Linked DNA regions of Mus musculus: region 1 is linked to region 2. Evidence: chromatin loops called from intact Hi-C (ENCODE). Cell type or tissue: heart. All regions are shown on one strand. Links, peaks and the distances in the headings refer to the core of each region. The heading gives the core; the rest is flanking DNA. Region 1 holds the start of AY074887 (cDNA sequence AY074887). Region 2 holds the start of Ube2q2 (ubiquitin-conjugating enzyme E2Q family member 2).

What was found. Peaks named below come from ENCODE experiments on the same cell type or tissue, not always from the same donor. Only the 100,000 strongest peaks of a DNase experiment are listed, where the experiment ranks them.
Region 1: it touches region 2 in a loop (3-fold over the local background); 1 of 42 quality-filtered maps calls a loop at or near these places.

Annotation. Positions count from the first base shown.
Region 1 is chr9:54,948,652-54,954,021 of GRCm38, forward strand. It overlaps Hykk (hydroxylysine kinase 1), which reads left to right. Exons shown (of 5, transcript NM_177351.4): 5 at 1-1,273. AY074887 (cDNA sequence AY074887) reads right to left here and starts at 2,303. Exons shown (of 1, transcript NM_145229.2): 1 at 1,593-2,303. The coding sequence starts at 2,188. The coding sequence ends at 1,790. Psma4 (proteasome subunit alpha 4) reads left to right here and starts at 2,208. Exons shown (of 9, transcript NM_011966.3): 1 at 2,208-2,252; 2 at 3,431-3,457; 3 at 3,690-3,732; 4 at 4,028-4,190. The coding sequence starts at 3,455. In heart, for the core only: no CTCF peak of the experiment used is centred there; DNase peaks (open chromatin) are centred at 990 and 2,110; H3K4me3 peaks cover 1,930 bases; H3K27ac peaks cover 1,607 bases.
Region 2 is chr9:55,146,808-55,152,177 of GRCm38, forward strand. It overlaps Ube2q2 (ubiquitin-conjugating enzyme E2Q family member 2), which reads left to right and starts at 2,562. Exons shown (of 13, transcript NM_180600.3): 1 at 2,562-3,019. The coding sequence starts at 2,828. In heart, for the core only: a CTCF peak has its summit at 2,551; DNase peaks (open chromatin) are centred at 2,414 and 3,134; H3K4me3 peaks cover 2,798 bases; H3K27ac peaks cover 1,887 bases.

The DNA of each region.
Region 1 (5,370 bases), core at 186-5,185, 200 kb before region 2:
TCTAGTCTAAGTGGCTATTTACTTATTCTTGTAGGGTGGGATTTTTTTTTTTTTCTTTTCTGTTTTGAGACTGGATTCCACTGTGTTGTCCATACTGGAATCAAGCTGTCGCATGGTTATCCTGGACTCACATGATAATCCTGCCCATGCAACCCAGTAGCTGGGACTGTAGGCATGCATAGACCACTCACTGCATTCTTTTGTTTAACCACATGCTTTCTAAAGATGACTCAGGTCTAGACCCCTAGTCATTTATTTAAACATCTTGTTAGTAGTTATCCGTCTATGTGAGTAGGCTTTGATACTATAACTCTTGTCTGATGTTTGCCTGCCTATCTACCTGTCTAAACTTCCCAAACTAGGTATTTCTCTGAATTTACTTATACAATTTATTTTTAACTTCTCCATGTCTCCCTTTTCTTTTCCTTTCTCGTTTCTTTTCTTTTCTTTTTTTAGAGCAAGATAATGTTTGTACTTAGAGAGTCAATTGTGAGGGTTTTTTAAGAGGCTATGGCAGCCTCTTAGCATAGACTCTGGCACATAGTAGAGGCATAATAAATAGTTACTAAATAATGGATCATATTTCAGGTTACGCACACTCAAAATATTGGTGTGGCACGCTGCTTGCCCTTCTCACAGTCAGCCATCGAGCCCTGCTGCTTTCACAAATCAGGATTTTAGGTTAACAAATCTGGAGCGGTTTTGTCTTTCCTGCTTCATTAGTTTTTCAGTAGAATATACTATACTACAATGATTATTGAATGTTATTTTACATGCACTACCTCATTTAATCCAGAACAGAATCACAAAGATATTCTGATGATTAATCTCCATTTTTAAATAAAGAAATAGAGCCTTGAAAAGCTGATTTATTGCTTTAGAAGGGAGCTCAGGCTTAGATCTTGAATTAGGTCTTTGGGCTGTTACCCCTGTTCCTAATCACTACAAAATCCCATCCTGCTGCCTTTCCTTCCTTGTTTTTACACACCCACACCCACACCCACACACATGGGGGCAGTACATGAGATCATTCACATGTGAAACACTTAGGATACTCATATTTGAGGTTTTTATTTAACTTGGCCAATCAGGACCAGAAAAATGGGCTGGAACTTGGGTCTCATTCCAAATCAGTGTTTATCCTGTTATACAATGGAACTCTGCAAGTTTCTCTTGATTGTTCTTGCTAAGAGAGATTCTCCACTAAATTCCTATTGCAAATATTGCTAATTTCTGTTTGAAATTAAATATATGCTGCATTGTATGGATATTTTACCTTTTGGTCTTTTTTTCTCTCTCTCTCTCATTTTTAAAACAGTCTCACTATATATCCCTGGCTGGCTTGGAATTTACAGGGCAAACCAGGTCCTGAGTACAGGCCAGGTCCCGTCTACATGCAACTAAATTTCTAAGCTTCCCCCTTTAAGAAACCCAGATCCAACCGTTTTGCCTACACAGAAGACAAAGGCCCTGTACATAGTCAACCCACTAGCTCTTCAACCCCCAACATAGGCACAAAAACTAGGTAAGATTGGAAAGGAGAAATGGATGAAGAGAAGTCTTTTTTTCGTTTTTTTTTTTTTTTTTTTTTTTTTTTTTTTTTTTTTCTTTTGTCCGAGACAGGGTTTCTCTGTGTACCCCTGGCTGTCCTGGAACTCACTCTGTAGACCATGCTGGCCTCGAACTCAGAAATCCGCCTGCCTCAGCCTCCCAAGTGCAGGGATTAAAGGCGTGCACCACCACTGCCCGGCGAAGAGAAGTCTTAAACTTAGAACAAAAGTTATCCCAATTAAAGAGTTGGATCTGAGAAAGGAGAAAATGAGGCTAAGAGGAAGAACAAAGGAAAAACTGTTAAGGGGCAAGACTGGAAGAGTAAACGATTTGATTTGTCTATACAGTTGCTACTCTGGCCTCCATTAGAATGGTACAGAAGAGAAAACGAAAGTGGAGTGCAAAGCGTAGGAGGAATCTGGTTCCACTCTCCACGGTATAGACGCTTCCCTCCTCCCTCCAGTCCTCCTCTAATACAGACCGCAGCCAAAGCCGAGGTTGTGCTTCTGCACAGTCCACGTGGGCAGACTGAGCCCGCCCCAGCACTGGGAGAACTTCCGCGTCCTCCCGCCCCGCCCCGCCCCCTCGCAGTCCTGCGCACGCGCGGGAGCCATATTCGCCGCGGATGCTTGGCCATCCGGGTTGGTTCTTCTCCAGCTGAGTAAAGAGGCGCTGATCTGCACCCTCACCGTCTTCCTCTGGTGAGGCTCAGTCCTTTAGGGGCCGCGGAGTCGAGGTGTCTGTCTCCCGGGCGGGGGCCATCTGCGTGGAGACCACGGCCCAGGCCCGCGGCCGCCACCGAGGAGCCGTGGGCACGATGACTTTGCACCCGCCTCCTCGGTGACCGGCCTGCCAGGGACTGGTCCCCGCCGGCCGCCGTCGGGTATCCCCGCGGGGCCTTGACGGCTCGCCTGGGCTCTGAGACCCTCCGGGCCGGTGCGAGGGGTGGGGGCGGCTGCGGCCCAGAGAGTCAATTCGGGAAAGTGGCGCTGCGGGGGAAAGTCCAAGTCTTGTAGCGCCGGCGCCAGGCGTGGAGGTAGCTGTGTTCACAGTCGAATCCGAAACCCGCCGTGGCCTCCTGGCTGCTGTGCTCAGGGCCACCTTTCTGTTTCTCCTACATGTTGGAACCGACTCCTGGCAGGTTAACTCTCCTTAGGCCTGACGACTCTTCTAAAATGTCACTTCCCGTGGTCCTTGAATCCAGCCCGTCGGTGAAGCGGTCTTAAGTAAGATAAAGGTGTTTTCTAACATCTGGGCGCGCAGACCCTTCAAATGTCTGCTTAGCTTTCCAGCCACGATGCCTTCCTTATATCCCATTTGGCAACATAGGAATTGAACTGCCATTTTTCTACTAAGGCAGAGTTTCCATTGCTGTCTTTCGAAGAAACGGAAATAAGGACCAGGTTTACCACCTAACCCCTACACCCCCAAATTTAGGACCATGTGAATTATCCACTTTGTTAACCTTTCTCAGCCTGCTCTACTTGGAATGCCCTTCCTTCACCCCTTCACAATTCTTTTTCTTTGACTTGAGGCTTTTCAACTTACCTTTGCCTCTCCCACCTCTAATTTACTCTCATTATCTGTATTGGTTTCCTAAAATCTTACTTGCTGTCGATTCTGCTTTCCCTCCCCACCCTGAATGTCTCTTCCATGTTGCTTTATAATCTTTGTCTGTCATACCTGGCTGCTAGATTCTGAGCTTTTCAGGACACCATGGTTTACCTTTATTGTGGTGGCCCAGCATCTGTATAGGTCCCAGTGGTGGTGCAGTTCATGTTAGCTGAGTGATGGTGTGGATCAAGTGGTATTAACAGTGGAAGACACTTCTTAAAATTGTGGGGGTTTTGTTATTAATGATCCTGTTTTCTTTTCACAGGAATCAACATAAAGTTCAGAAACCATGGTGAGTTCATGACACGTTTCCTTTAACTTTTGCCTGGGAACATTATGGCTTGTTTGAAGCTCACAGCCTGACATGGAAGAAAATGAAACCAAAGGGGTAGAGGGAGTTGAATGGGGTCTTCCGTCTTCTTTCCACTGAACTCAGCACCAGGGTGTCATTGTATCCAATGCATGGACATCCGGAAGTTGGCGTATGTCAGTGAACAGGCATCATCTCTGTTTTTCCTTTGCAGTCTCGAAGATATGACTCCAGGACCACAATATTTTCTCCAGAAGGTAAATTAGAAGATTTAACCTGCTCCAAAGAAGGTTGGGGCATTTTGTTGTGGTTGTTGCTTTAAGTAGTATATTTTTAGTGTTGGGGTCTAGTGTGACGTTTAGCTACACACATTTTGGAGTTGACTTCATTCCTTTGGTTCTTGGAGATAACTTGTCACCAGGTTCATTACGCCATGCATTGTGGGCGAGTAAATGCAGGGCTGTTGATGCCAGCCTACCTGTGTCATTGCTGATTTCTCTCAGATGAGTGGTGCAAGAGCGAGAGGAACCGTGGTGTCTCACTGTTTTGTAGGTCGCTTATACCAAGTGGAGTATGCCATGGAAGCCATTGGACATGCAGGCACCTGTTTGGGGATTTTAGCCAATGATGGAGTTTTGCTTGCAGCGGAGAGGCGCAACATCCACAAGCTTCTTGATGAAGTCTTCTTTTCTGAGAAAATTTATAAACTTAATGAGTAAGTGCGATCATGGGGAAGAGCTTGAACTATTGCACTTGACAGCGTACTCAGGATTTGCATATTTAAGGAGGGATCTTCTATGTGAAGTGATAGAACTGAAATGAGCAGTTTTATTATTTTTCTTGTAAAAATCTGTGTATTTGCTTTATTTTGCTTGACATCTCCTTGCAGCCCATTATATCTCAGTTCATTATGTGTATAATTCACTTGAAATGCAAAGATAAACACTTGGTGCAAAATAGCACTGTGCAGTGATAAAAGTATGTATGTATTTTCTGGCCACACAGGTTTGGTTTAAAATCTAAAGTCCATGGATACAAGGTGCTACACCTATTATCTAACTTCTTGAGGATCAGAGTGGTTATGGGAATCAAATGAAACAAAATAGTGAAATAAACTAACACAGTGCCACCGTGTAAAGCAGGGCCTCAGGATGCCCTTCAGAATGGCACGCAGGAATTCTGTACAGTTATCCTGACTCTTTACCAAAGAACAAGGCTCGTGGAGGTCTGACACAGTTCAGCCACAGGGTGCAGTCTGATTCTGTCCAGTTTGAGTACTTGGAGCTGGCTGTGGGATTTGGTTGTTGGTGGAAGACTGGCTGTGCTATATAGAGACTTTGCCATCAGTGGTAGGCCGGCTGAAGACTTGGCACTGGGGCCTAGTTAATTATTTGTTTATGTATTACAGCTTTGGATGTGTTTACCAAGCACACTGACCACTCTCACAACCTATTCTTACCTTCCCATCTCCCACCCTTCTCCCCACAAATATTTATGTCTGTCTGTTTTGATTCACTGGCATTACCAGGGCCATCTGTGTGAGAGCTGCTTGCTGGAGTCTGGTGGGCTCAGCAGTGTGTACATATAGCCGAGAACAGTGAGTCTTGCCCAGAATCTACCAGTAACCAATAGATCCTATATAAGGGGTAGGGTCCTATGAGCTACTCTTGGCTAATTATTGACAGGGCTGGTCTTGTCCGCGCCCAAACTAGTTGTAAGCTTGTGACTTCACTTGTCAGATCTAGAGAACGTGCTTTGCTGCCCTTACTCTGTCTCCTCTCTTAAGTAGTTGGCAGCCCCTTTCCCACAACGTTCACAGACCTTAGAGAGGGAGTGGTTGGTCTGAGTGACATCCTTAGGACTGTCTCACACTCTCATTTATTTCCTGTGTTATG
Region 2 (5,370 bases), core at 71-5,070:
GCCAAACTAATTGTAAAACTAGTGACCCTCACCAGGTGAAACTATAGTTTCTGGCATGTATGCCAGGGCTCCAAAATTTAGTCACACATGACATCTCAGCTTGATCGATCTCCTGGCCCCTGACTGGACTGTAGCCAGGAGAGATATGTACTGGCAGGGTTCTTGAAAAGGCTCCGAAGTCTTGCAAGGAGAAAGAGCTAATGTATCCTTCCTGTCTCTGATACTTCATCTCTATGTGCTTGCTTTCAGCCTGACAAACTAATCTGAGGTTTTGATGACATTATTAAGCACCAAGCCAACCAATCCTGGAGATGGGTTTGCTTTTGGATATCTCATGACATGAAGCAATGTATTTCTTTATTGTTTACGCTATTTTCAACCTCTCTCCTGTTATTTGCAGCATGGTACACCAGGAGACAGTGTTTTGTTTTGGCTCTTTTTTTTTTTTTTATGTGATAGATTAAGCTTCTTTAATTCAGATAATCTACTTATCTCTTTATGCCTCTTAGGGCTTGGTCCACTTTGATCCATTCAACAGAATAATTGTGAGATTAATACTTGTATATATCTCTAAGATATAATAGGTAAGATTAATCACAATACAGGAGCTTTTTATCATCTTATAGCATTTAGAGATAATCAACTGAAACCTGTTCCATGAGACCCAGTTCTGACCAGAATGCCCCCTGCCCTTTTTTTTTTTTTTTTTTTTTTTTTGCCAATCTTTGTTTAGAGCAGCTATGTCTGTTAGGCTCCTGAGTACCAGGGACCAGAAAAAGGAAATGACTGGTCACATCTGTGCTTAGGGCAGCAGTCACGCCTGTGCAGTGCCTTACTTCTAGCTCGAGGCCCAGGTATACGGTGCTGCAACTGTAAATCTCCATTAAGTACAAGGTTTATTGGTGAAAGTATTTTTCTGGAAAGATAAGTTGCAACTTTTCTTGGGTTCTCAGTGGAATCTGGGCCCCTTCTGAAAGCTAAGACTCACCATAACATGGTACCTCACAAATGAAAACAAAACAAAACAAACAAACACCAAAAAAACCCCAACAACAAAAACCCCAAACAATGTCTCCCCATGTTGTTCTGTTGTAATTTTAGGAGGTCAGAATCAGGTACCTCAAGACCAGTGTAAAGGGAGAAAGCAGGTTCCCTCACAGAATATAAGAATTTCAAAGCCTAGTAGTATATGCCTTTAATCCTAGCACTCAAGAGACAGAGGCAGCTGGATCTCTGTGAGTTTAAGGCCATCCTGGTCTACATAGTGAGTTCAAGGACAGCCACTGCTACATAGTGAGCCTATTTCCAAAAACAAACGAATGCATTCCTAGTCTGGCGGTGGTGCAGGCCTTTAACCTCAGCATTCAGAAGGCAGACAGTCCGATCTCTGTGAGTTCGAGGCCAGACTGGTCTACAGAGAGTGCGTTTTAGGACAGCCAGGGCTACATAGTGAAACCCTGTCTCAAAAACAAACCAATAATAATAATAAAAGAATTTCAAGATGGTGACAGCAGGGCACTAAACCAGGCCCGGGAGCCTTACTAAGCTAGGAACCCTGGGTACTACATAGGTGACATGTCTAGAAAGTTGGTCTTGCCTCTGGAAAAATGTAGTCCTCTAGTTATTTGTGAACGAACCTAGGTTATTCCAGAATTGTGTTAAGTGCTGGGGAATCAGGTAAGAGCAAGAATTTATTAAATGACACAGGTGTCATTAGGCTTTTCCTCCCCTCAATCCTAGGGGTGCTTCTCTGAATGAGATTTCAGTGTTAAGCAGAGACAACAGAAAGAAGCAATAAGTTAACCTAGGAAAGGGATACATGGTATCTACATGGTTACTTTAGCTTAGTTGGTCAGGAAGGATCAGTCTGACACATTTGAGATGTGACTTCAACAAACATGGTCCATTCTGGGAAGTCCAGCAGAAACTCAGGACGCAGAGTATCCACATTAGCGCGAGCACATAAATGTTTACGTGAAAGATTGAAATGATGATGGGAAGAAGCTGGCAGGCTCTATCATCGTCTTCGGCAAATGGGAGCGAAGGAGGGAGTACAAGTCTGGAGAGAAGGACCTTTCGGGAGTCACACTTAGAAAAGTGGTGGGTGGTTCAGCGCGGAGCGAGAGCAACATACGTGAAGGTGCTAGGCGCACACCTCTCATCTCCCCATCCCGGCCGCGCCCAGGCCAGGTGAGTGGGTGGCCGGTGGACAACCACGCGGAGGAGCAACCTCCAGGGGCCCGCGCGTTTCCTACCCGAGCCGACGTGGCCGGCGCGATAGGCCGCGCACGTGTCTGGCCAGAGGCCCCGGTGCAGCGCAGAGGCGCGCAGGGGAGCTCAGGTTCATCCTCGTGCGGTGCCGCCGGCCCAAATCCTCGGGGCGAGCGGCGGGTGCTGGGCGCGGAGCCCCGGTGTGGGGCGGAAAGGGGCTGGGTCATGAGAGGAGGGGGCGGTCGGGAGCGCGCGCGGAGCTCGCGGGCGCGCGCCGGGGCGGGGGCAGCCCTCTCCCAGGCGGCGGTGGGGGCGGCGTCGCTGTTGCCCTTTTAAGCCGCGGGGCCACCGCCTCCTGCGGGTGGAGTCGGTTACAAAGGCAGCAGCCGGCCCGGCTCCCGCACGCTCGCTCGCTCCCTCGCTCGCACGCCCGCCCGCCGAGGCCTCGCGCTCCTCGCCATTTTCCAGCCGCGCTCGGACGCGGGTCGCGGCGGCGGGGAGAGGCGGAGCCGCGAGAGCGCGGCCCGGGCCGGCCCCGCGGGGCGGTCGCGGCCGTGACGGCGGCTCCCGGCCCCGGCTCCCTTTCCTCACCCCTCCCGCTGGAGATGAGGGGAAGATGTCCGTGTCAGGGCTCAAGGCCGAGCTGAAGTTCCTGGCGTCCATCTTCGACAAGAACCACGAGCGATTCCGCATCGTCAGCTGGAAGCTGGACGAGCTGCACTGCCAGTTCCTGGTGCCGCCGCCGCCACCACCGCCGGGCAGCTCGCTTTCGCCGCCGCCGCCGCTCACACTTCACTGCAACATCACGGTGAGGCGCCGGGTCGTAGCCCCTCGGGGCCGGGCGGGGGCGGACCTGGGCGCCGCAGTCCCGGGACAAAGGGCGCCTGCCCGGGAGACCCCCGGTGTCCCGGGCACGGCCGGTTGGCGGCTGGGCCCTGGGCCCGGCCGGGAGCTCGGGCTGCCTGGTCGGGAGGAGGTGGAGGCGCGTCGCAGCACGGCGCGGGCCGGCTTTGCTCTGTTGGCCCCTCGCGGCCCCCGTCGGGCCCCGAGGTCGCCATGGCCGCCCGCAGCCGGCCTGCTCTGGGGACCGCGGCTCGTCCGTGGGCTCCTGTCAGTCGCTCAGGTGGAAAGGCTCTCAAGTATCTGTTTTAGCTACTCGTTTTCCCATCGGGTTCCAAAACCCACGTCCTTGCTTGTTCAACCAGTTCTCGTTTGTGTTTTGGTCTCCGAGGACAAACGAACACTGAAAGCCTACGTATTTAAGGAAAAAGTTTAGGACGCAACCCCGGGGGATGGTGTGGAACCATCGTTTAGCCCTGACCTGGCTTTGCGCTTACGTGTTTTGGAAAAGCTCATGGAACCTTCCACGCGGCAGGTGGTGTGGTGAGTGTGCAAGCTGTCCCACCTGTGCCCTGTGCGGAAGCCTGGACGTTACCAGGAGGGGAAAGGAGATGCTTCGCAGTTTATTACCGGGGAAGATCAAGTGGGATTGGAAGGCTGGAGAAACACGTGGGAAGTTACTTTTCTGTTTAAGGGAAATGCTCTTTAGAAACATTCAGTTGGTAAAATTATCAGATTGTAAGTGAACTCTCTCCCCCCCCCCCCTATCGAAGTGTATTATGAGGCTGACTGTTCATTGTGAAATTGATCTCATGTGCAGAAAATACACCTTATTACAACTGGAGTTAAGGTGGTAGTTTTTATATGGCTAAGATTCCTTCTGTTAAGTCAGCCAATAGATAACCCCAAGTGTGGTGGGAATTTCAAAGGCCTTAACTTTATGATAGTTATCAAACTCTATTGGAGAAGGTGGATAGTGTTAGTACTATTAGGTACTGCTATATCTGGCAAAAGAAAAAACTGCAGCAGTGTGCTTTAGTGAGGAGGGAATTCACTTTCTGAATATCTTGTTAAGCTGTTGTGGGTACTAGTGTTTGAGAACTTGGCAGGCCAGTGCCTATACAGAGAACTCAGACTTCTTGGAGCGTTTTATATAGCTGCGACAACTACTTTGATGTTATGAAATCTAAAGGGAGCATCTAATTTTGCGTAGGGAGCTGTGTTGACTAGTTTTCTGTTAACTTGACAAGTAATAAGAGAGGGAACCTCAATTGAGAAAAATAACACCTCAAGATTGGCCTGTAGGCCAGCCTATGGGGCATTTTCTTCACTAATGATTGAGGAAGGGCTCAGCCAATTGTGGTGGTTTACCCCTGGGTAGTTGGTTCTGTGATGGTGGGTATGGGCTTTTTAATCAGCACTGCATAGGCAGAGAGGCAGAGAGGGAGGCAGAGAGGCAGGCAGAGAGGGAGGCAGAGAGGCAGAGAGGCAGAGAGGCAGAGGCAGAGGGAGGGTCTCTGAGGCCAGCCTGGTCTACAGAGTGATTTCCAGGACAGCCAGAGCTATACAGAGAAACCCTGTCTTGGAAAACAACAACAAAACAAGACAAAAAAACTCACAAAAAACAAACAAACAAACAAACAAAAAAACCCCACCTAAGTAAGAAGTGTCCTCACCCCCTGACTTCTGCTTCAGTTCCTGCTTTGAGTCTTGCCCTGACTTACCTCAGTGATGGAGTGTGACCTGAGAGTTGGAAGCTGAAGTTACTCTTCTCCCATCCCCCAAGCCCTTTCCCAGTTTGCTTTCAGTCATGATGTTTTATCACAGCAATAGAAGCCCTAAGACAGGAACTGAAGGTGTGCCTCTGAGAAAGCTTTGAGTAGTTGAATGGGTGAGTACAATTTTGGAAGGCTGGCATAAGCGAGGGTGTTCCAGACCTAGGAAACTCCACCCAGATGAAATACCGACTCTTGAGAAGGATGATTTCGTAGGAGTGGACAGTTAATGCTAAGACTTGAAAAGTCCAGGCTTGTAGGCTGGTGAAGATTTTCCAAATATGGAAGGCAGAAAGTAGTAGTCAGTGAAAAGGATGGTAAGTAGACTGGCCTGGACAGCTGGAGGGTTATTCAGGTAGAACTTGGAGGTATGGGAAGAAAAGGAACAACTGACCTACATGATAGGACACTCAATTTATAGACTGGGAAGCCACACCCTTATGTTGATAAGGTGAGAAATGGTGTCTGCTTTCAGAACTACCAGTTCTTTACAGTGGTGTGGTATTAGAAAATGCATGAATGTATGGTTTTGGTTATTCCCATG